Regions from separate parts of the Mus musculus genome. Here all the other regions are linked to region 1. Evidence: chromatin loops called from intact Hi-C (ENCODE). Cell type or tissue: gastrocnemius. All regions are shown on one strand. Each heading gives the region's core, and the rest is flanking DNA. Links, peaks and the distances in the headings are about the cores only.

The links. Peaks named below come from ENCODE experiments on the same cell type or tissue, not always from the same donor. Only the 100,000 strongest peaks of a DNase experiment are listed, where the experiment ranks them.
Region 2: a loop joins it to region 1, with 2.6 times the contacts of the local background. A loop is called at or near these places in 10 of 42 quality-filtered maps.
Region 3: it touches region 1 in a loop (2.7-fold over the local background); 7 of 42 quality-filtered maps call a loop at or near these places.

What each region holds. Positions count from the first base shown.
Region 1 is chr5:117,113,059-117,120,451 of GRCm38, reverse strand. It overlaps Suds3 (suppressor of defective silencing 3 homolog (S. cerevisiae)), which reads left to right and starts at 4,459. Exons shown (of 12, transcript NM_178622.5): 1 at 4,459-4,780. The coding sequence starts at 4,639. Taok3 (TAO kinase 3) reads right to left here and starts at 323. Exons shown (of 21, transcript NM_001199685.1): 1 at 113-323. In gastrocnemius, for the core only: CTCF peaks have their summits at 4,223 (motif pointing left) and 5,669 (motif pointing right); DNase peaks (open chromatin) are centred at 1,278, 4,223, 4,776 and 5,372; H3K4me3 peaks cover 2,255 bases; H3K27ac peaks cover 3,914 bases.
Region 2 is chr5:117,161,046-117,168,438 of GRCm38, reverse strand. The region is part of intron 1 of Taok3 (TAO kinase 3); the gene reads right to left. Among named protein-coding and RNA genes, the nearest start is that of Taok3, 45 kb to the right of the region's middle. In gastrocnemius, for the core only: no CTCF peak of the experiment used is centred there; a DNase peak (open chromatin) is centred at 4,412; H3K27ac peaks cover 1,457 bases.
Region 3 is chr5:117,385,575-117,392,967 of GRCm38, reverse strand. Rfc5 (replication factor C (activator 1) 5) reads left to right here and starts at 3,945. Exons shown (of 11, transcript NM_028128.1): 1 at 3,945-4,051; 2 at 5,035-5,099; 3 at 6,110-6,246. The coding sequence starts at 3,990. It overlaps Gm15728 (predicted gene 15728), which reads right to left and starts at 3,846. Exons shown (of 2, transcript NR_166496.1): 1 at 3,683-3,846; 2 at 1,508-2,814. In gastrocnemius, for the core only: a CTCF peak has its summit at 4,379; DNase peaks (open chromatin) are centred at 3,894 and 4,315; H3K4me3 peaks cover 1,323 bases; H3K27ac peaks cover 1,001 bases.

The DNA.
Region 1 (7,393 bases), core at 1,159-6,158:
CCCCCCCCCTCTCCCCGGCGCACTGGCAGAACCGCTAACAACTCCGCTCCCGGGATGCTCGCGGCCGCTGCGCCGAGGACTCGGGATGTCACTCGGGTGCCCGCGCTCTCACCTCAGCGCTGTCACCCGCGGCCCCGGCGCCGCCGCCTCCTCTCACTCGTGCCCAGAGTCGCTCTCGTGCTGGGTCTTCGCGTGCTGGGTCCCCACGCGCAGCCTCCGCCCGCGAGTCCCCGTCGCGCCCCACTCTCCACGCAGGACCCTAGCTGCCGCCGCTGCTGCTGTCCGAGGTGCGGCTCCGCCAGGGGTGACCAATCGCACCCGACTGCGCAGAGCGCGCCCCGCCCCCACTCGACCCCGCCCTCGACTCCGCCCACAGCCATGCTTTGATAGGTTCTCTACTGACCTTCCCTGATCGCCGCTCTCGGGGTCCAGGCCGTATATAGGCGCTCGATTGACCTTGCCTGGGAAGTCCGAGCGGTCGATGGATCCAGGGGATTGGCGGAGCTGGTGGTGGGCGGGTCCAGGTGGGCGGGGCTTTCCCAAACGCGGAAGCTCTCTTAACTTGGGTTAGCTATGGCCCCTTCGGGCGCGGTCAGCTCTGTTTGTGCTGCGCCAGGGTCAAAGTTCTTGGCTCTCTTTCCCCACGCCTTGTCTTGTCTTGTCGGACCACCGTGGATAAGATCGTGGGGCCAGTCGGATCTTTCTCTGGACCTTTCACAGCTCCTGGCCATCCTTAAGGGATGCTTTCCTCCTGGGGCTTGTAAATTATTTTCCAGCTCTCAGGAAGGGGAATGCGTTTTCTTGCTTTGCGTTCAGTGACCCTACGTTTACTGCTGGAGAGAGGGGGAAAAAATCTGTGGACCCAGCTAAATGCTTACTTACCAGGGTCTGGGCACATTTTAAAATGAGTGCGATGTGAATACCAGTACTCTGTAGGCAGAAGCTGGAAGATCGCCTCAAGTTTGAACCCAGCCTGGGGTATCTAGCTAGATCTTTTCTCAGAAGCTAAGAAAGAAAGAAAGGAAGAAAGAAGAAAGAAAGAAAGAAAGAAAGAAAGAAAGAAAGAAAGAAAGGAAGGAAAAAGAGGAAAGAAAGAAAGAAAGAAAGAAAGGAAGGACGAAAAGAAAAGAGAGGAAAGAAAGAAAGAAAAGTGAAAAAAGAAATACACATTTTGTGAGTTTTGATTACCACAGTTAATGGAGGAGTTGGGGTAGGGGGACCCCGTTGGCTTTGGCAAAATTCCAGCAAGCGTATCTAACTAAATCTTTCAGGGCCACGGGCTTTAATGAACCAAAGGCGGAAGGTTGATTGAGCTTTGACCCCCCAAGTGCAACCTGCAATAACCTGCCTGGCTCCATCCTAAGCCACGCGGAAACATAGTGCCTGCCAGAGGTTAAAGTGCACCAGGACCTGTCTCATGTTTTTTGTGTGGAAATAGCTGTGTTGTTTTCAGTTGATGGTGGAAGCTCAAAGCAGTTTTTCTGCAGGGACACATTTTCACCCTAAGCCTTATCAGACGTGGACACTCAACTCCTGGTCAACGCTCTACTACAAAAAAATATTTAGTTTCTATTTATCTGAGATTGGGTCTCACCTAGGATGGCTTACTGGCCTAGAACTCTCAGTGTGGACAGGTTGGCCTTGGGCTCATAGGGATCTGCCTTCCCCTGCCTCTGGCTGCAATGAAAGGTGGGTCCCAACACGCTGGCCTTTTTTTTTTTTTTTTAAAGTACTGGATATTGATCCTAGAGATTCAAACATGTCAAAAAACTGATCGCTCACTCGCTCTCTCTCTGGTATTTCCCCAGCAAAATTTACATCCTAAACATTGCATATCAAACTTCATCTGGGTAGTCTGACTGAATATACTATTTGGGAGAAGTGGTGGAGAATTTTAAGGGGTGAAACTTGATTTTGAAGGTTTTACAAACAATGATAAAATTTGGTTGAGCTAAAAGTCAGGAGGGATTCTTAAAAAGTTCATTTCCCTCCTCACTAAGTAGCACTTAGTAGGGCTGCTCCTTGGGCCAGCTCTGCAATTTTCATGGAAGATAAGGGACAAATTGTCGTCATCCAACCATTTGTGTCTCTGTAATCCATGTAAAACAGAAACGCATGAAGACTAACACTGGCTGTCTGTAATCAGGGAGACAGAAATAAAAGTTAAACACAAAACAAGATTACACACAGTTTAGTAACAAACCCAACTGTCATTTGTTTCATTGTATCAATGGATTCTGAGTTCAAAAAATGATGCCTGTTAATTTGTTGCTTCTTTAATAGTATTGGGAGCTGCGATCCCACAGTGTGCTGGATTACAAATAGTCTACATGTGTTCCAACAGTTTACACACACACACACACACACACACACACACACACACACACACACACAGAGAGAGAGAGAGAGAGAGAGAGAGAGAGAGAGAGAGAGAGAGAGAGAGAACAAGCACACGCAGGAAGCTGACCTCATCCTCTGGAGAAGAGACAGCTCCGAGAACCTCTGCTGAGGCTGGGCTTGAAGAAGGACTCTTGTCGAGAAGGGGCTTCAGATCCCGAGCTGCTGGAAAAGCCGTCCCAGCTTTGCATTCTGGACATTCTTGCATTTCTGCAGAGAGGAACTCTTTCTTACAAAGAGAGCCAAGATTTAATTAAAACAAGGTAGCAAATAGGAAATGTCAAAAGAAATGCGACCCAGAACGAATGTTCTCATTTTTAGAAGTCTCTCTGGGGGCCCATTTGGAAATGCATTTGATCACAGAGGCTGTGAGAAACAGAATACTGTCCCCGGGTTCCACCCCGCTTTCTGCTGTGTTCCCATCTGCCGGGCCTTAATGCTTGTTCTGTTTTCTGCAGATCTGAGTTAACTGAATAGGGTTCCTCTGGACACATCTTCTCTGTCTCTCCAATTAGGGAGTGAAGCTAGGGTCTCCAGCATGCCGAACAAGTGCCCTACCCAGCCACAGGCATACATGGCCCATCCTTTTTAATTTTGCTTTCAAACAAGGTCTCATTAAACTGGCTGGCCTTGAACTCATTGTGAAATCCAGGCAAGCCTTGATGTTGCTCTGTCCTCTTGCATTTGTCTTTCTGAGCACCTGGGATTATTGTTGTGAGCCACTAGGCAGAGACCATAGGTTTTTGCTGCTGCTGCTACTGCTTCTGCTTCTCCTCCTCCTCCTTCTTCTTCTTCTTTTTGTTTTTTGTTTTTCGAGACAGGGTTTCTCGGTGTAACCCTGGCTGTCCTGGAACTCACTCTGTAGACCAGGCTGGCCTCAAACTCAGAAATCCACCTGCCTCTGCCTCCCAAGTGCTGAGATGATTCCTCCTATTCCTCCTCCTCCTCCTCCTCCTCTCCACCTTCTTCCTCTTCCTCCTCCACCTCTTCCCTTTCCTCCTCTTCCTCCTCTTCTAAGCAAAACTGTAACACTATGTTTCACAGGGCTACACAGATTAACACATGGAGAGATTCAGTTTCATGGCTTGGTTTGTTTTTTTTTGTTTTTAAGACAGGGTTTCTCTGTGTATCCATGGCTGTTCTGAAACACGAATTGCAGACCAGGCTGGCCTTGAACTCAGCCTGCCTCTGCCTCCCTAGTCCTGGGACTAAAGGTCACTTTGCTCAGCGTTGGCTTCTGAATTTAAGCCAATGTAGTTCCTGGAGGGAAATGCCCTATTTACTCAAGTAAAAATTAGCAGGTTATTAAATTACTGTTTTAGGCTAAAATACCTTAAAAATTATGTTTGGGGAAGCACAAGGAAGTTATCCTGTGGACAGCTGTGGATCTGGGATGCTAGACTGACGCCACCGTTTTTTCTTTTTTCTTTTCTTGAAAGGAGAAAGAATGACAACTCTTTTGATCATTTGTAAAACCGGTAGAACAGCTTACCCAGTAAATCTACTCAAAAGAAAGTACTGGCAAGGCCTAGGGACACACTTTCACCTGACCGGTGGATGAAATGGCAACAACTTGCCTTTACCATAATTTTTAATAAAGCCCCCATTAAGGCAGGGGAGCAACCACGCACAACATTTTCTGTATCCCACACACTCTGGCTGGCCAGGCGTCCAAGCCCACCGCGGGAACCGTTCGTGCCATTCACCTGCATGAATCAGAGACCATGCTACCTATCCAGGGCTCTGCAAAGCCTCCGCCCATCAGGTCGAGTCCATCCACACTTTAGTTTTGACTCCAGGCGCCGCCTGGTGGCCACTGCCAGAAGTGCCACCTCCAACTCCGGGGTCCTGACTGCTGGCGCGGCTGCCCCTGGATATGCCTGACTCCAGAGACTCCCGCCTCCGCCCCTTCCGCCGTGGCCGATCGCGGATTCTTAAGACAGTGACGCCGCCGCGGCCGCCGTGTCAGAAACCGTGGAGCCCCGGCGTCTCACCTACCGTCTCGAGGACGGCCTGATCAGGCTGTCACCGAGCAGCCCACGACCCGGAAGTAGCCGGCTGCGCGAGGCCCCCGTTGCCCAGCGCGGGCGCCGGGGTGCGGGGTGGGGGGCGGAGCTCGGAGCCGAGGGGAGTCCCGGTGCCCGCGGCTCGGAACCGCGCGAGGTTGCGGGGCTCCGGGGACGCAGCCAGGCGGCCGCGATCTCCGCGGGACCGGCTCCGCCGCGGCCCCGAGGCGGCGACATGAGCGCCGCGGGGCTGCTGGCTCCGGCGCCGGCTCCGGCTGCAGCGCCGGCCGCCCCGGAGTACTACCCGGAGGACGAGGAGGAGTTGGAGAGCGCCGAGGACGACGAGCGCAGCTGCCGGGGCCGAGAGTCCGACGAAGGTGCGGGTGTGGGGACGGGGCCCGGGTGCGGGTGGTCAGAGGTCGCCAGAGCTCTTGCGAGCCAGGGGTCCCCAGCCCAGCGTCTCTCATTTCCGCACTCGGGTCGGAGCAATGCTCGCCCTGGCTTTCTCGCTCCCAGCTTCTCTCCTCCCACTGTTTTAATGCCCCTAGCTCCGCTTGGGGAGCCGGAATGGGACAGGCGATAAGTCTTCCTTTGGCCGGCACCTCTCCCCCGCCCCCAGCTTTGTGACCTTAAAGCTGTCTTGTTTACCCACCTCCTGCGTGGTAGCTTGGAGTCCTCATCTCCTAGGTTGGGAGGGGTTCAATGGAATCGTGTCCTGCCACGGCGAAGTGGGCGAAAGGGGAGGTTGGGATTTGTTTTCAGGTCCGAGTAGTCTGCATTTGCGTGATCGCTCCTCCAGCCTCAGGTCTCGATCCGGGACCTTGTTTATTTACCTTTTGGCGGGTGTGAGGGACACCCAGAGGGATTATTGAGGAAGGAGCTGGCTAGGTGGGGGAGAAGCTAGAAGCAGAAGGGGCAAGGGGAGGTCTTTGTATGGGCGGAGTGGACAGTATTCAGGCATAGAGTCGGGCTGTAAAAAGCCAAAAGCTACCCCCAACTGCGGGCAGGATCTTAAGTCTCTCAAATGCGTAGTAACATAGCTAGCTGGCTCTAGACAGGGCTTCCGTGAAAGTTCCTTCCACCGAAGGAAAGGAGGCGGCTTTGTGAGGACTTGGGTCTGCTCCGGCCTCAGTGCACGCAGAGCAAGTTATAGGAACTGAGTGCGTTTGTTTTAACTATGGTTAAAAAACAAAACAAAACAAAACAAAAACAAAATCAAGGTTTAACTAGGGATTTTTCAATGTGAAAGGTGCACTTCTTTTAATGACCACGAGGGGGTACAGCGAAGACAAAATTGACCCTCTTCACTCAGGCCATTGGATCCAGATCTTTGCTTAAGACCAGTTTAAATTAAGCAGTTTAGAACACTGATTTTTCTGAGGGTCCAGGTTGGAGTGGCTCACGACTGTCTATATGTCGCAGGATATTTGATCACACTGTGAACCCCGAGACCGTGTTATTTATTGAAAAAAACAAAACAAAACAAAACTGTTTTTACTTGGGGTGTTGCTCAGCCTTAACACACACCTTTAATCCCTCTGGCTGGAATGCAGACATGCCCTTAGTACATATATTTTTAATCCCAAACAATCAAGGTAAAGTTAGTTTGTATTAGGAAACCCCTGTTTGAAAGTGATGTCTAATTGAGTGTCAGCAAGGTGATGGATCAGAGGCAGATTTGACAGAATGGGATATAATCAACTCTCAGGAGATGAGAGGGAAAAGGGTATTTAAGAGAGCAGCACAGAGAAGAAGAAGGAGGCGGTTTTACTGGGGCAGTTTTACGGGGGCAGTTTTACGGAGACAGGTTGGAGAACAAGCTAGACACAGGTGAAGGCAGACCGAGCCAGAGAATGAGAAGGAGCTGAAGATAATGCCAAAGTTAGAATGAGGCCAAGCAGAGCCATTCACTAGAAACTGATTGAAGCCAGATTGAAGCAAGACAGCCTGGAGAGGAGTTTGAGTTGAACCATCCCATCAGAGCTCAGAAAGAACAAGAAAGGTGAGTTTATTCAGCAGTAAGTCTCAGAGGCTGAAAAACATTCTAGGCCTAGATTAGATGTACAGGGGCTGGAAACATTCAGGACTAGGCTGAAGTTAGCAGAAGGAGGCAGTGAGCCTCCCAGATGGCAAAAACCATCAGGTGAACAAAGGTTATCTTTTGCATCTAAAAACTACAGCCCCAACCATCATCTGACCCCTTTGGGTACCAGGCATGCACACAGAGACAAAACACTCATACATGTAAAACAAAATAAATATAATTGAAAACTTTTTTTTTTCTTTTCAAGACAGGGTTTCTCTGTGTAGCCCTGGTTGTGCTGGAACTCACTCTGTAGACGAGGCTGGCCTTGAACTCAGAAATCCGCCTGCTTCTGCCTGCTGAGTGCTGGGATTAAAGGCGTGTGCCACCACCCCCGGCTTGAAAATGTTTTTTTTTTAACTCACTAATTTTGCTGTGTGTCTTTATGAATTCATATGCACCATGTGTACCTGTATCCTTTGAAACCAGAAGAGGGCGCCAGATCCCTGAGAACTGGAGTTCTGGGACTTCATAAGCCATCTGATAATGAGTGTTGGGAGACCGATCCCATATCCTCTGCAAAGAACAGTGAGCTCTATTGAGACATGCCTTCATCCCCCTTGTTAAAATCTATTTAAATACAAGGTTTGGAAGCATTTAACAAAAAGTGTCTTGCCCCGCTTCTGCACATTTTTTTCTTTTTTTTGTTTGTTTGTTTGTTTGTTTTTTTTGCCTGTTAACTTGGAAATCCGTTCAGTTATTAGGATTGAGTCTGTTGTGGGGATGGTCTCTTTTCACTGCATACCTCTAACCGTGATGGGATGGGGGTGCGCATGCCCAGATCTCCTCTTGGACTGTGCTCCGTTCACTGTTGCTCTGTGGCCTCTGTCTGGTGTGCCCTCTTCTCTTACTGTGCGTCATATTAAAGTACATTCTCAGCATAAACCCAAGTTGGAGTGGCATTTCT
Region 2 (7,393 bases), core at 1,344-6,343, 48 kb before region 1:
TATGTACGGGAGAATCCTCCTAGGGGATGATGCTCAGAGGTCTAAAACCACCTTAAGGGGCACTGTCTGCAAACAAGCTTTGCGAATAACCTTCCTATAGTGTGCCTTAGGAATGACTGCACTCCTGTGCGCACAGGACAGCCTTTAATGCCCTGAAGGGTAGTTTTCAAGTTTCCCTCTCTCAGAATTCTGCTGTTGTACTCTGTCCTTCAACAGTCCCCTGTGTCAGTGGCCCGGTGGGCACACGAGGCATCAGTTGGAATTAAGTACAGGAGCTCTCCTGAGTTACCATGGAGCTCCATAAATTTGAGACGAGGATACAATACCAAAGGTGGCCACCAATGTCACCATCACCACAGATGACATTAAAGCTGCAAGGGGGTGGAAATGTCAAAGCAAACACACCCAGTGACAGCTTGAATCAGATGAGCACATGAGAAATGTAAACGAGAAACCCTATCATATAGTAGAGTTTGCTGTGGAGAGAATTAAATAATGAAGGTTTAGCCGGGAGTTTGTCAAAGTGGTAAGTAAGGGTCTTTTGCTGAAGAAGCTAAACCCATTTCCAAAGCTTAAAACTCTCAAAGGAAGGTCCACGAATGGGGATTGAGCAAAATACATCTTTTTATGTAAATCTGTAGCTATTAAACTAGAAGGGACCAGAGAGAACCACAGGTAAAGGTGCTTGCTCTAAGCCTGGTGACCTGAGTTGCATCCTCGGGGCCTGTATCGTGGAAGGACAGAAACATCTCCCTAAAGTTGTCCTCTGACCCCGACCCCCATGAGCTCGAAGCTCACACCCGTGCAGAAGCAGGACAAAAAGACACGATAACTTACGGCACTTGTTTCCAACCTGTCCCCTTTAACTTTTACTGAGTGGCATTATTTATAAACAAATTTTGAAATGATTTTATGTCTAACTTGCTTACATATATATGTGTGCGTGTGTGTTATGTGCATGTCTGGTGCCATAGAGGCAAAAAGAGGGTGTTGGATCCCCTGGAAGTGGACTTATGGACACGTGTGAGCGTGAAATACCTTTAAAGACATTTTCATATGCTTTATTTCTTGCAAGTGTCCATTATCACCCTCTGCCCCACCCTCTCCTAACTGGGTGAACCAAGTATGGCTCAGTGCACTGGTCAGGGAAGGAGATCGGGTGGCACTAGCTTCTGGCTGGCTACAGCCACTCTTTGCAGGAAGCAGCAGGAGACACAGTGAAGGTGTTGGCGAGGGGAAGAATTAGGTCAAGAGCCCCAGGTCGGGATGAATGACAGAGTGGCCTGGAAGATTCTGGCACGGGCGCATCCGTCTGGCTGACTCTTGGCGGTAGCCTAGCAAGCCAGGAGAAGTTGCTGGCTCAGTCACAAGCCTACCTGGGCTTGAATTTGGCTTCTGCCTCTGACATGCAGTGAAGGTCAGATAACTTAACCTTTAACCCCTCCCAGCCTATTTTCTCACCAGTACTACGCAGGTACCCTTTAGAGGTTGTCGGGATTGCAAGAGCAATAGTTCAAGCAGAAGACTGTCACATGTCAAATTACGCCCTCCCCCGCCCCCAACTCTATTGGATTATTGATGATAAATGGTAGTGCTTGCTGCTTGCTGCTCAGTGTCATGCTTATAAATAGTCTATACCTAAAAAAAAACAATCAAACAACAACCACAACATCTGGGGCTGATGGAATTTGAGCTCCCTTTTACTCCCAGCGTTCAGGAGGTAGAGGCAGGAGGATCTCTATGAATTCAAGTCCAGCCTGGTCTACATAGCAAGTTCCAGGACAGCCAGGGCTACACAGTGAGACCCTGTCTCAAAAACAAGCCATAGAAAAACCAAACCAAACCAAACTAACCAACCAAAAAACAAAACAAGGAAAAATTTTCCTTGTTTCTTCTTTTCTTATTTGTTTCCCTTTTCTCCTCCTCCTCCTCACCAACTCCAATCCCCCTGCCCCTTTGTAGCCTAGGCTAGCCTTGAGCTTGCACCAATCCTGTTCCCTTCAGACTTCCTGGGGCTGGGACTTCAAGCATGTGCCATTACACACTGTTCAAACTATAGTTTTTCTAACGCTTCAACTTATCTTTCCCAGCACCTACCCTTCAGGCTGCAGCCTTTGCTTGAAGAAGATGGTATTTATTTGCAGGAAGATGGCTTGCTGCAGTCCGAATGCTTGAGGCAAATCCCAGTGCAGAAGGAATGCCCTGGCAGACCCTGCCTGCTGACTGCCTACCTGACCCCAGTCCCTCCCTGCATTCCGCTAACAGACATTTCCTGCCCCTCCAGGCAGGGTGAGGCTTGATAGCCATGGCAACCCATTAATTGCTCTTGTGGTGATGGATGTAGAGATAGGCATGGGACTGGGCACCTGGCAAGAACAAATCCCTCTCTACAAGGCTGGGGATGCAGGTTAATGGGTAGGATGCCTGCTCTGTATTCAGGGCACCCTGGGCTCCATCCTCAGCACCACACACATAAAACCCAGCAGGAGGAGCACGCCAGGATCCCCAGCACTCTTGGAGGTGTAGGCAGGACTTACGGTCATCTTTCCCTATGTAGTGCATTTGACGCCAGCCTGAACTATGTAAGATCCTGTCTCAGAAACAAACAAACACTGAAACAAACACACAACACCCATCAAACAAATAAACAAGCAAACTCTCCTAACTCATTTGTAGGCAAACTTGAAAATTAGCCGTGTGGGTCATTTCTACAGAATGTAAGGTCATGGTGATGGGGTCTGCTATGTTTTCCAGGAGGGGGCCTGGAAACTCTGGGGGTCAAGTGAATCTCTGCGTGTGCCACTGTGCTGCAGCTTGTCCAAGTTTATTTACCTTGTGTGTGTGTGTGTGTGTGTGTGTGTGTTTGTACTTTGTCTCTGTGTGGATGTGTGTACCCACCACAGGCACACAGTGTCCAAGAAGGTCAGATGAGGACACGGCATCCCCGGGACCTGGAGACAACTCTAAGCTGCCTTGTGGGTGCTGGGAATGGAACCTGAGTCTTCTGTAAGAATAGTAGGCGTTCTTAATTGCCGAGCCATCTCTCTGACCCAAGGCTGGCAGAACACAGAGTTCAGTGTTCGTCATGTACAACTAACAATAAGATTGCTAGATGGTACTAGCTAGTTGAGTGACCCTGTTAATGAGTTTAGTTTACTTTTTAGCTGATTTTTCATAGGGTCTCCTGGACTCCCTGCTGGCCTTGAACTTGCCATGTCACCAAGATGACTTGGAAGTACTGATCCCAGGAAATGCATCTGACACTGAGAACTGTTAGGCTGCAGGTTGCTCCACTGAGCACTTTGGAGACCTTTTGTCCTGGTTGCACCACACTGAGGCTCCAGTTCTTAGCCCAACAGCTGCTCAAAGCCAGAGGCTGGGGTCCAGCCTGCCTCCATTCTTCATAGAACAACAGTATGGCATTTGTTTGCAGGAGTGTTTGGGGGATCTAACTACTTTCAACTTCTTTAATCTCCTTATAAGAGGCGGGATGCACTCCGATCACAGCCACTATGGCCAGAGCATCGCTTAGACACAGTTCTGCAGGAAAAAAGGCCCCAGTAAGGACTAACAGCACACGGCAGGTTGTAAAGGTTTCTCTGGCTTGGCTCTTGCAGCTCTTCCCCTTCCTGCTATATGACACTGTTTTAAGTCACGCTGGTCTTCGGCTCATTTTCATCCATGTGATGCAATCCTCCACCAAAATCAACTCAGGGGAGAAAGGGCGTATGCCAACTCATGGCTCCCATTTGGAGCCTAGCATGGCAGGGAAGCCCAGGTGGTAGAAATCTAAAGCTGCTGGTCATAGTCCAGAGCAGAGAGGGCCAATCTCTCTCTCCTCTCAGCCCAGGGCCACCCACACTCAGGGTGTGTCTTTCCCACCTCTGTTAACTCAATTAAGAACTCTACCCCTGGGCTGGAGAGATGGCTCAGCGGTTAGGAGCACTGACTGCTCTTCTAGAGGTCCTGAATTCAATTCCCAGCAACCACATGGTGGCTCACAACCATCTGTAAAGGGATCTGATGCCCTCTTCTGGTGTGTCTGAAGAAAGCTAGGGTATAATTATATATATAAATAAATAAACCTAAAAAAAAAAAAAAAAGAAGAAGAAGAAGAAGAACTCTACCCCCATCCCACCCCCCCGGCCTGTCCATAGGCCAACCCTGTCTGGACAGTCCCCTATTGAGACTTTCTTCCCAGGTGACCTGACATGACAACTCTGCAGCAGGGGAGATCGCACAAAGCAGACATGGATGCACTGGGCTCTCGGGCATGTATATGACCCGCAGCTGAATGGGCTCACCGGCCACTGTCATTTATTTCTTAGAACCATTCTTTCCATCCACCTCCCTCTTGACTGCAAAGGTGGCCTTCCTTTTTCTCCTGGCAGCGCATGGCTACCACCTGTCCACACCAGCTGTCACCTGTTCTGCCCTTTGTCATCCACTCCTCCTCCTGGCTGCTTCCTTCTCTGCTATGTCGCTTGTTTCTAACAGTTCTCTGCGTGCTGTTCACACTCAACGAGCCGTGCGCAGATACTTCTGAAGTGTGGAGCGTACATCCCCAGACACAGAGACGTGCACACTCCTCGTGTGCTGTGACGCTTCTTCAGAGCCTTAATGTCAATCTGGGCCTCAGTGGGCTGGAGAGACAGCTCACTGGTTAAGTGTTGGCTGTTCTTGCAGAGGACGTGGGTTTGGCTCTCAGCATTCCCATGGTGGCTCCTGATTGCCTGTGGCTCCAGTTCCAGGGGATCCGGTCCCCTCTTCTGCCCTCTACGGGCACTGGATGCTCACTGTGCACTGACAGAGATGTAGACAAACACTCATACACATAAAAAAAAAAAACTTTCTTAAAAAAGTGTATCCTAAAGCCGGGCGTGGTGGCACACGCCTTTAATCCCAGCACTTGGGAGGCAGAGGCAGGCGGATTTCTGAGTTCAAGGCCAGCCTGGTCTACAAAGTGAGTTCCAGGACAGCCAGGGCTACACAGAGAAACCCTGTCTCGGAAAAAAAAAAAAAAGTGTATCCTAGCAAAGTTGCAAAGCTGGGAGAGTATCCTTGACTGGTTAAAGTTTCAGTATTCAATCTGTTCTCAATCACTATCTCATCTTAATGAGAATTTAGGGGAAACAGAATAAAGTAAAAAGCAGTGTAGGAATTATCTGGGGCTGGAGGCTTAGGTTAGCAGATAGAGTGCTTGTTTAGCACATGCTAAGGTCCTGTGGTCAACTACTAACAACAACAACAACAACAACAACAACAACAACACACACACACACACACACACACACACACACACACACACGCACACGCACACACACACACAGAGTTTTTCTCAGATACTCTTCTGTTACATTTTTGTGACGCGCATCTTCCTATCCGATCTCAGAAGGCAGACTTTGCCATCAGTCATCCTAGGAGCATAAGCAGCATGTCTGACTGGGTGCTGGCCATCCTTTCCTCCTTTAACATAGGAGAGCAGGGAGGGAAGACTTAAAGCATAGGAAAGAAAGCTGCTAACAATGGCAGAACGCAGAAGGGAAACCTCGAGACAGGAAGCCCTATCACACTGGAATCTCATTCCTGCACAAGGGAGTTTATAATATGCACTTGTGTCCCCCCCGCTACCCCTAGCAACAGCTGCTGGCTCTGTCTACAAATCTTCGTAGGCCCCATAGATCCTCAGAGCCAGCCTCTCATGTATGTGCTTCACAGATCTCACACAGAAACTTATACACTATAATTGATGAACTCTATTAAAAGAGTTATATTTTTTTTGCAAAATTAGTACAATAAAACTGCAAAATATGAGATCTCTATTTATGTAAAGGCTAGAAGAACTCACGAATAAGTTGTTTCCCGTTGTTTTAGCCACACAAAAAGGAACCCTCTTGTTGATAGCCTTAAGTCCTAGCTTAAGTGTAGCTTTGAACCCTTCCCTCAGGGACCATGAAGGACAGGGGAAAACCGATTCCACGAGGGCATGAGTAATTACAGGAAGGACACGGTGGCAGCTCTTTGCAGTGGGGGTGTGTAAAAATCCAACAAAACACAAATAGGAAAACAATGATGGGTGGAGAAGACTTCAGAAACAAGGGCAGAGGACAGCGGCATCAGACAGTGCTGTCCACTGATTTCTTTATTGCGATTAACTATACGAGACAGGATCTCACAGCGAGGCTAGCAGGCGATGGCGATACTGGAAGCCACAACAGGAATGAAATGTGACCTGGAAGTCAAGAGAGCTGACTTCCAAGAGAAGGATTTACTACTAATAATAAAGGAAAAAGACAAATCCACACTGCAATGAGTTAATTCTGCAGGGAAGTGGAACAAAGAACTGGGAACCCTGAAAGGGGCTCAGGGACTTGAGTATACGAACTCTGAAGAAAACGAGGCAGAAGACACTGAGCAAAGTTAAAAACAAACAAACAAACAAACACCCTTAGAGGAAATTATAGACTTGAAAGATGGTCATATTAACCGCCAATATTCTTGAAGAAGATAGTGAAAACATATTAAAAAGATAAAATTAAAGCAATTCTAGAAATAAGAAAGAAGATGAAACTATAGTTTGAAAGGACCACAGTATCCCGGGTGAAATTATCATGGAATTAAATACTGAGAAGTATCCTAAATTACCAAGTTACACATCCTAAAAATAAACTCTTTAATACCAAGACAAAAAGACTCAAAGGCAAGTTTGGGATATTTACATCTGAAAGACTAGCCCAATGTCTTTTAAAAAATTAATATTTTTCATTAATACTTGAATCTACTGGTTCAAAGTTATTATTTATCATCAAAATATGCTTTCATGAGTATTATTATTTCACCATTTGCTCAAGATGCTTTAAATAAAAATTATTGCTAAAGACAAATCAAGCAGATGAGATGAAAAAGACCCAAGCAAGGCCTAGTATCATTAAGTCCTGGAAAGTGAGAGAAGAGAGCTGGAGAGATGGCTCAGCACTTAACAGCACTGGCTGAGCTTCTGGAGGACCTGGGTTCAATTCCCAGAACCCACATGTGGGCTCACAACCACCTGCGAGTCCAGTTCCAGGGGATCTGATGCCCTCTTCTGGCCTCCATTATATACATATCACCCGGGATACTGTGGTCCTTTCAAACTATAGCTTCACCTTCTTTCTTATTTCTAGAACTATTTTAATTTTATCTTTTTAATATATTTTCACTATCTTCTTCAAGAATACTGATGGTTAATATGACCATCTTTCATGTCTATAATTTCCTCTAAGGGTGTTTGTTTGTTTTTAATTTTGTTATGTGTATATATGTATATAGAAAATTTAAAGCTTTTTTAAGAAATGCAGTACTTTAACTCAACATCTACAGCATGGAAGCTATGGAAGCGGTCTGGGGATGCAGC
Region 3 (7,393 bases), core at 1,344-6,343, 270 kb before region 1:
TAGTTCAATTCTGAGGAAACAGAAAGGTTCACCAACTGGCCTGAGGCAAGGCAGCAGAAGCAGCAAGCTAACTCTGGAACCTCACGAACAGTTCTTTGGCGAGTTTCTCTCAATGGCGGCATTACCACAAGTTGAGCTCAACAATGGTATGTAAGGCAAACCAATACATGCGTGTCCTTAGTGAAGAATAAATAGCGAGGCGGAGCAAACCAAACCAACATTCAGTGCTCCTCTCCCACTGTCTGTGGGGTCATATATACTCCTTCATCACAGGTCCTTTCTTGAGTCTGTTATATCCAAACACCCTTTCAACCATGTCTGCCCCAGCAAAACATTCTTTCACCTGGGTCTACTTCAGGAAAGCATTTGTTCATGTGTCTGCTTTAGCAAGACATCCTTTTACCTATGAGCCCCAACAAAACATCATTTGATATAGCTAACTTTCCAAAGAAACTACAAGTTTCCACTTCAGTGTGGCCATGTTGGTGGAGGTGTGTCACTGGACTTGAAGAGATCAGCTCAGGATCTCCTCTGGAGGGGAGAGGCTCTTTATATTCCTCAGAAAGACCACAGGGGGAATGGAACTATTGGCCACCTGCAGATAAGGGAAGCATTTGCTACCTAGGTGGTCCCTAAGGACCAGTTTAAAAGTCACACTGCATTGGGGTGTGGTGGCACATGCCTTTAATTACAGCACTTGGGAGGCAGAGGCAGGTGGATTTCTGAGTTCGAGGCCCGCCTGGTCTACAAAGTGAGTTCCAGGACAGCCAGGGCTACACAGAGAAACCCTCTCTCGAAAAAAGAAAAAAAAAAAAAGTCACACTGCTTTGCCAATCACATTGTGTCTAGTTGCTGATGCTCTATTCTGCCCTTGGAAACTGTATAAAAACTCACCAAACAGGCTGCCTGGGGGTACCACCTCTCCTTCGGGTGCAGGATGGAACAATAAACTCCTCTTGCTTTTGCATCGATCCCTGGCTCCACGTGGTTAGGGTCCCTGGTGGCTAAGGTTCAGTGGAGTCTTACAGACATGGTCTTTGAGATTGCAAAAGCTCCCAGAATCCATTTCCAGGTCGTTTGCTCTCCCCAACCCCCACTTATGGTTGGTGTCTCAAATGCAAAGTCTCAGCTGCTGCTCCAGTGTTGTGTCTGCCCGCTGCCTTGCTCCCAACTGTGACAGCCATGGAGTCACCCTCTGCAACTGTAATCAAGCTAAATGCTTTCTTTCTTTTTTTTTTTCCAGACCTGAGGACTGAACCCAGGGCCTTGTGCTTGCTAGGCAAGCGCTCTACCATTGAGCTAAATCCCCAACCCCACTAAATGGCTAAATGCTTTCTTATGCTAGTTGACTTGGCATGGTTTTTCTTCTTAGCAATAGAAAAGTAACCAAGACAGCCAAGCCTCCTAATCCTTTTCAAACAGTTCTACCAACTGGGGACAAAGTATTCAAGTAGATGAGCCTGTGGGGGCCACTCTCATGGAAACCACCACACCAACCCTTTCTTTCTTTTTTAAAAAGATTTATTTATTATGTGTACAGTGTTCCGCCTGCATGTATACCTACATGTCAGAAGGGGGCACCAGCTCCTATTCCAGATGGTTGTGAGCCACCATGTGGTTGCTGGGAATTGAACTCAGGGCCTCTGGAACAGCAGACAGTGCTCTTATGCTCTGAGCCATCTCTCCAGCCCAAAGTTTTGTTTGAGATGGAAAAAATATATATATATGAGAGAAAGAAAAGGTGAGCAGAGAGTGGCAGGAGGGAGGGAGTGTGGCATGTCCCCAATGTGTTAGCTATGTGGCTGTGTTGATCCCTCACAGCCATCCCTGTTATCAGTGTAGTGCACTGTGGCACTGTATCCTGTGCTTGCCACAGAGAGAAGTTATCATCAAAATCACCCCTGAGCCAAGTCAGGAGCATGGCATGTTAGTGATCTAAAGAACCAGTATTCACTCAAGTTGGCCTACAGAGGAAGCAGAGAGGCGGGGTACTGTCATCCTTGGAGTGCCATCTGATCTCCTTCTTCTGTGATGTGTTCTGTTTTGATTGAGACAGGGTCTCCTTTATTGCAGTGTTGATAAAAATCCCTTGTGTGCTGATAGCATTCCATGGGAGGGGGCATAAATGATGTCTACCCCTCCACCTAAGATTCCAGTGACAAACCGGGGCATGAGTCTACTGCCATACTTCATTTGGGGGAACCAATGAATTTATTGGGCTTCCTTACAGAGCATAGGTGAGGAGTACCTACAGGAGAGTGGGTTCTCCTTCCTCCAGAGATGGGATGGTACCAGAAAAGATTTGGCCAGTGGACAGCAGCTGGGCAGTGGTGGCACACGCCTTTGATCCCAGCACTTGGGAGGCAGAGGCAGGCAGATCTCTGAGTTCGAGGCCAGCCTAGAGAAAAAAAAAAAAAAAAAGATTTGGCCAACAGGGTAAGGGTTTTCCCATAGCTGCTTAGATAAAGACCTCTCTCCTAGTCTTTCTTAATCTGAGTACTCTAGTCTCCTCCCCCCACCCCTGCCCTCCAGGCAAGCCATGTGCAATTAAGGCAGAGTTGCACACAATAAATTATAGGGAGCCAGTGGATACTCAGGTGAGGGTCTTCCGTGAGGGGATGTAAACGGTCAAAAAGTCCAGCTAAGGTAATTCTTTTGTAAGTGGACACAGCTGAACTCCCCCAGATGGCAGCTGCTTGACTCCAAAGGTAGTTAAGTACACCACCAGGCTGGCCATGAGCTGGATATGCAGTCAAGGATGATCTTGCGATTCAAACGGCCAAGCTTGACAGCTAAGTTCGATTCCCAGGACGTCTGCATAAGAAAGAAGACCAACTCTTGAAAATTGATGCACATGGCCTCCACATGTGCAGCGAGGCACACACAAATTAATTAAAGTTAGTTTTCTTTCGAGTTTTTAAGACAGGGTCTCACTATGTAGCCCTAGCTGTCCTAGAGGCCACTCTGTAGACCTTGAACTCACAGAGATCCATCTGCTTCTGCCTCCCAAGTACTCGAATTAAAGGCATACCTGGCTCAAAGTAAAAGCTAAAGATGAAAATAAAATTGGTCACCAGGCAAACGGTGAAGCTCACATTTAATTAATCCCTGCACTTGGGAGGTAGAGGCAGGTGGATCTCTGGGTTTGAGGCTAACCTGGCCTACAGAGTGAGCTTCAGGATAGCCAAAGATACAGAGAGAAACCCTGTCTCAAAACTAATCAAATAAATAAATAAACAAACAAACAAATAAATAAATAAAATTGGTCTGTAATCCTCTTACTGTAGGAGAAAATGCATTTGTGTGTATAAAACACAAATGTTTGTATGTATTTATATGAATATATGTATGCATGTATGTGTATATATGTAACTGTATTTATGTGTATATATGATTGAATGTGTATGTTCTGTGTGTATATATATGTGTGTGATATACATGTATATGTGAGTATATATGTATGCATGTATGTATGTATGTATGCGTATTAACTGTGTATTTGTGTATACTTGTGTGTATGTATCTGTATGTGTATGTGAGTGCAGGCGTATATCTGTTTATATGTATGTGAATGGGGATGTATGTATATGTATATTTGTAACTGTGTGCATACCTGTATATGTACGTGTGTCTCTGTGTGTGTGTTGCTGGTTATGGAACCGAGGTTGCACTGACCACACACCTTGCTGCTCCTTGCGGCTTGCCCCTGCACTGACAGGATCGGGCCCTGGTGAGGCCCGCGGTGGCTCTGGCTTCAGCGCGCGGTCACCCTGGACCTCGTGCGAGGAGGCTGAGACAGCCGACTCAGGCGGTAACTCCGCTGCAGGCCGGCGCCTAGGGTTACCTAGCAACCAGCACCTTAGCAACGGGGAGGAGGCGGGCCGGGGGACGGAAGCCGGAAGCCGGAGGCGAAGCCTCGCGAGGGTTGGTTTGCGCGCGGACTCCGAGTGCGGCGGGTCAGTGGCAGGGACCCGCAGCATCTGTCAGTCATGACGGCGGCCGCGCCTTCGCAGCAGCGGCCCGCGGCGGCCCGGGCCCGGAACCTGCCCTGGTAGGAGCGGCCCCACATCCCGCTTCCCGCTCTTCCTCCTAGGAGCTTTGCAGATCCTTCCCCGCTCCCGGCCTTGGCGCCGCAGCCGCTCCTCCGCTTCCATACCTGAACGGGCTCTGAGCTCAGCTTAGCCATCCTCGGGGTCCTCGAGCATCGCCTCTGCGCTCCGATGACCCTAATAAATTGATCCTGGGTTTCTTTAGAAAGGTTCCGAGGACGGAGGAGTGGGTAGGCTTGGTTGGATTCGAACTCGTGTCCGAATTCAGCGCTTGCACTCTATCCCCTCTTTATTTGCGGGGGAGGGACCGTAGCAGCGCACCCTGGTGGAGGTCAGAGGACAACTTGCAGGGACCTGATCTTCCACCCAGGGCCCCAGCGCCTGCATTCTGAATGGCCCTACAGCACCTTAGCGGTGTTTTAAATGAAGCAAGCCTAGCCATGCTTTCATTTTCTTTTCTTCTGGTCTATCCTGAGGAGGAAGACTTGTCTCAGGCCACACGGTATTTAAATTCTCAGGACTGGAGTCACAGACCGTGTGGCCTTTTGAGTCTGGCTTCTCGAACTCAAGGGTTTTCTGTTCTGTAGCATGGTTCAGCACTCGATTCCCTCTTGAAAGCCACATCATAAGTGGATTGCCCGTTCTCTTGCTTATAGGTATTTGAGTATGAGTTCCGTTTGCGCAGTCTCAGCGCTGTTGGTGAGGGGCAAGGGGGAGCTGTCCTGCCCACTGGAGGATGTTAGCAACCTCCTGACTCCTACTCAACAGATGCTGCTAACACCCATTGCACAGTTAATACAGATAACTGGCCTGACCGATGTCCCCTGGGGGGACAGAACAACTCCTGGTTGTGAGAGCCAGTGCTCTGTTCAGACGCGAAGGGTTTCTCTTCCTCTGCTGCTTAGGATGTGAAGGGGCTTCTTTGCATGTAACAGAACATGGCTTGAGTATATAGATTGTAACTTAACGGTGAATCCTATTTCAGGGTTGAGAAGTACCGGCCACAGACCCTGGCCGATCTCATTTCTCACCAGGACATTCTGAGTACCAGTAAGTATCTGTCTGTTGCTGCTGTCCTTGTGGAGGGTTGGGTCCATTTCGTGATGACGATGTCTCTGCTGGGTGACCCTTAGAGGATGCTCTGAGCCTTTATAGAACCGGCCATGTGTCGCCTTCTCCATAGTGTACCAAACTGTCTCAAGATCTGTTTGGTTTTACTGTTTAGGTGTTTTGTTTACACATGAAAGTGTGTGCACCTTGTGTGCCTGGCTCCTCCAGAGGCCAGAAGAGGACCCTGGATCCTGTAGGCAGTTGTGAGCTGCTATGTAGGTGCTAGGAACCAAACCCAGATCCTCTGCAAGAGCACCCGGCTTAACTGAGGCACCTTCCCAATCCCCCCATGTCCCAAGAAGACAACACAGAAGAGGGATGGTTGATTTTGAAGAGGTTTTGGTTCACAGTGCTTGGCTCTGTTGACTCTAGACCCTTGGTGAGCACAACTTCGTGGCAGTGGGAGCACTCTGCTCCAAAGTGGACAGGAAGTAGAGAGCTAAAGGGGTGGGGGAGCAAGCAGTATGACCCTCAAAGGCACGAGTTTGGTGACCTGACTCCTCCAATGAGGCTGTGCCTCTAAACCAGTGGCTCTCAACCTTCCTAAAGATGTGGCCCTTTTAATACAGTTCCCCATGTTGTGGTGACCACCCCCCCCCACCATAAAATTATTTCATTGCTACTTAATAAATGGAATTTGGTACTGTTACAAATTATAATGTAAATAAATGTCTGATAGGCAGGGTATGTGTGCGATATGTAGCTCCTAAAAGTGTCGAGACAGGTTGAGAACTTCTGCTCTCAACTTAATAGACCCTCCCAAGATAGCTAGTGTGGAAGACAGATAGACAGACAGACAAACTGTGGTGTGACTTCAGGACTTCCCCTCCCTGTCTACTCCGACTAGGACACTGAAAAACTGAAGCATATCTGGATTTAGCATAACCAGGTCCTAAGGTGATTGTGTAGGACCCAGAGACTGACACATGTCACCCCTTCCTGTCCCTCAGTTCAGAAGTTCATCAGTGAAGACCGCCTGCCACACCTACTTCTCTATGGCCCTCCAGGGACAGGAAAGACATCCACCATCCTGGCCTGTGCCAAGCAACTGTACAAAGATAAAGAATTTGGCTCCATGGTCTTGGAGGTGAAGGAGACACTCTCACTCCACAACAGCTCAGACCTCCAGACACTTAACCTTTGTCCTTCTTTTATTCCCTGACCATCTGAGTCCTGGCTGTGTTTGACCAATGGGATCTTGTGTGTGTTTTGGGGGGAGTTGGGGGGTGTCAAAATGGGGGATACTGCTTAGACTTGCTAGGGCATTAACACCTGGCAGCCTCTACTTTCTGCGGGGCCAACTTAGAGGTTGTACCCTGCCCACACAGCCTGCTCTACCTGCCCACAGCTCTTGTTGAACCCCTTAAGATTTCGTGGTGATAATGAATACTGCATATCTCTTTAGTTTAGGCTAGTGGTTCTCAATCTTCCTAATGTTTCGACCTTTTAATACAGTTTGTTATGATGTGGTGACCCCCAACTATAAAATTATGTTCATTACTACTTCACAACTGTAATTTTGCTACTGTTATGAATTGTAGTACAGTTATCTGTTTTTTTGATAGTCTTAGGCAACCCGTGAAAAGGTCATTCGACACCCCTTGGGGTCAAAACCCACAGGTTGAGAACCACTGCTCGACAAACACCTTTAAAAATGTCTCTTCATCAGGATCTTCTTAGATTACTGCTCTGAGCCATGCTGTCTGTGAACTCTTGGGACCTTGGCTGACAACCTTAATACCCTTAGGTTACAAAAACCTAAATGCTGTATTTGAAAGAAAAGCATTTGAGGGACTGGAATGTAGCTTATTTGATAGAGTGCTCGCCTACTATGCACAAGGTCCTGGGTTTGATCCTTAGCATAATAAACAGACTATACACCTATAATCCCAGCATGCAGGAGGTGGAAGCAGGAAGGTCAGAAGTTCACGGTCATCTTAGGCTATGTGAGTTCAAGGCTAACTTGAATACAGAAGACCCACAATCAGAAGAAAAGCATTTGACTCAGGCAGTGGATCTGAAGCTTAGCCCCTTGCTGTCCAGAGTTCTTTCTTTGGCTTATTCAAAGCACAGTAGCCTGCAGGTGGTGAGAACTAAAGTTAACATCAATTGCTCACGGCAGAGGTCCTGGGTCAGGGTCACCAGGCCGTGTTTATTTCCTACATTTTTGTGGATGATCCTTTTAGGATGTTGTGTGATGGTATTGTGAGGCTGTGTACAGGGTTTTTGATGAT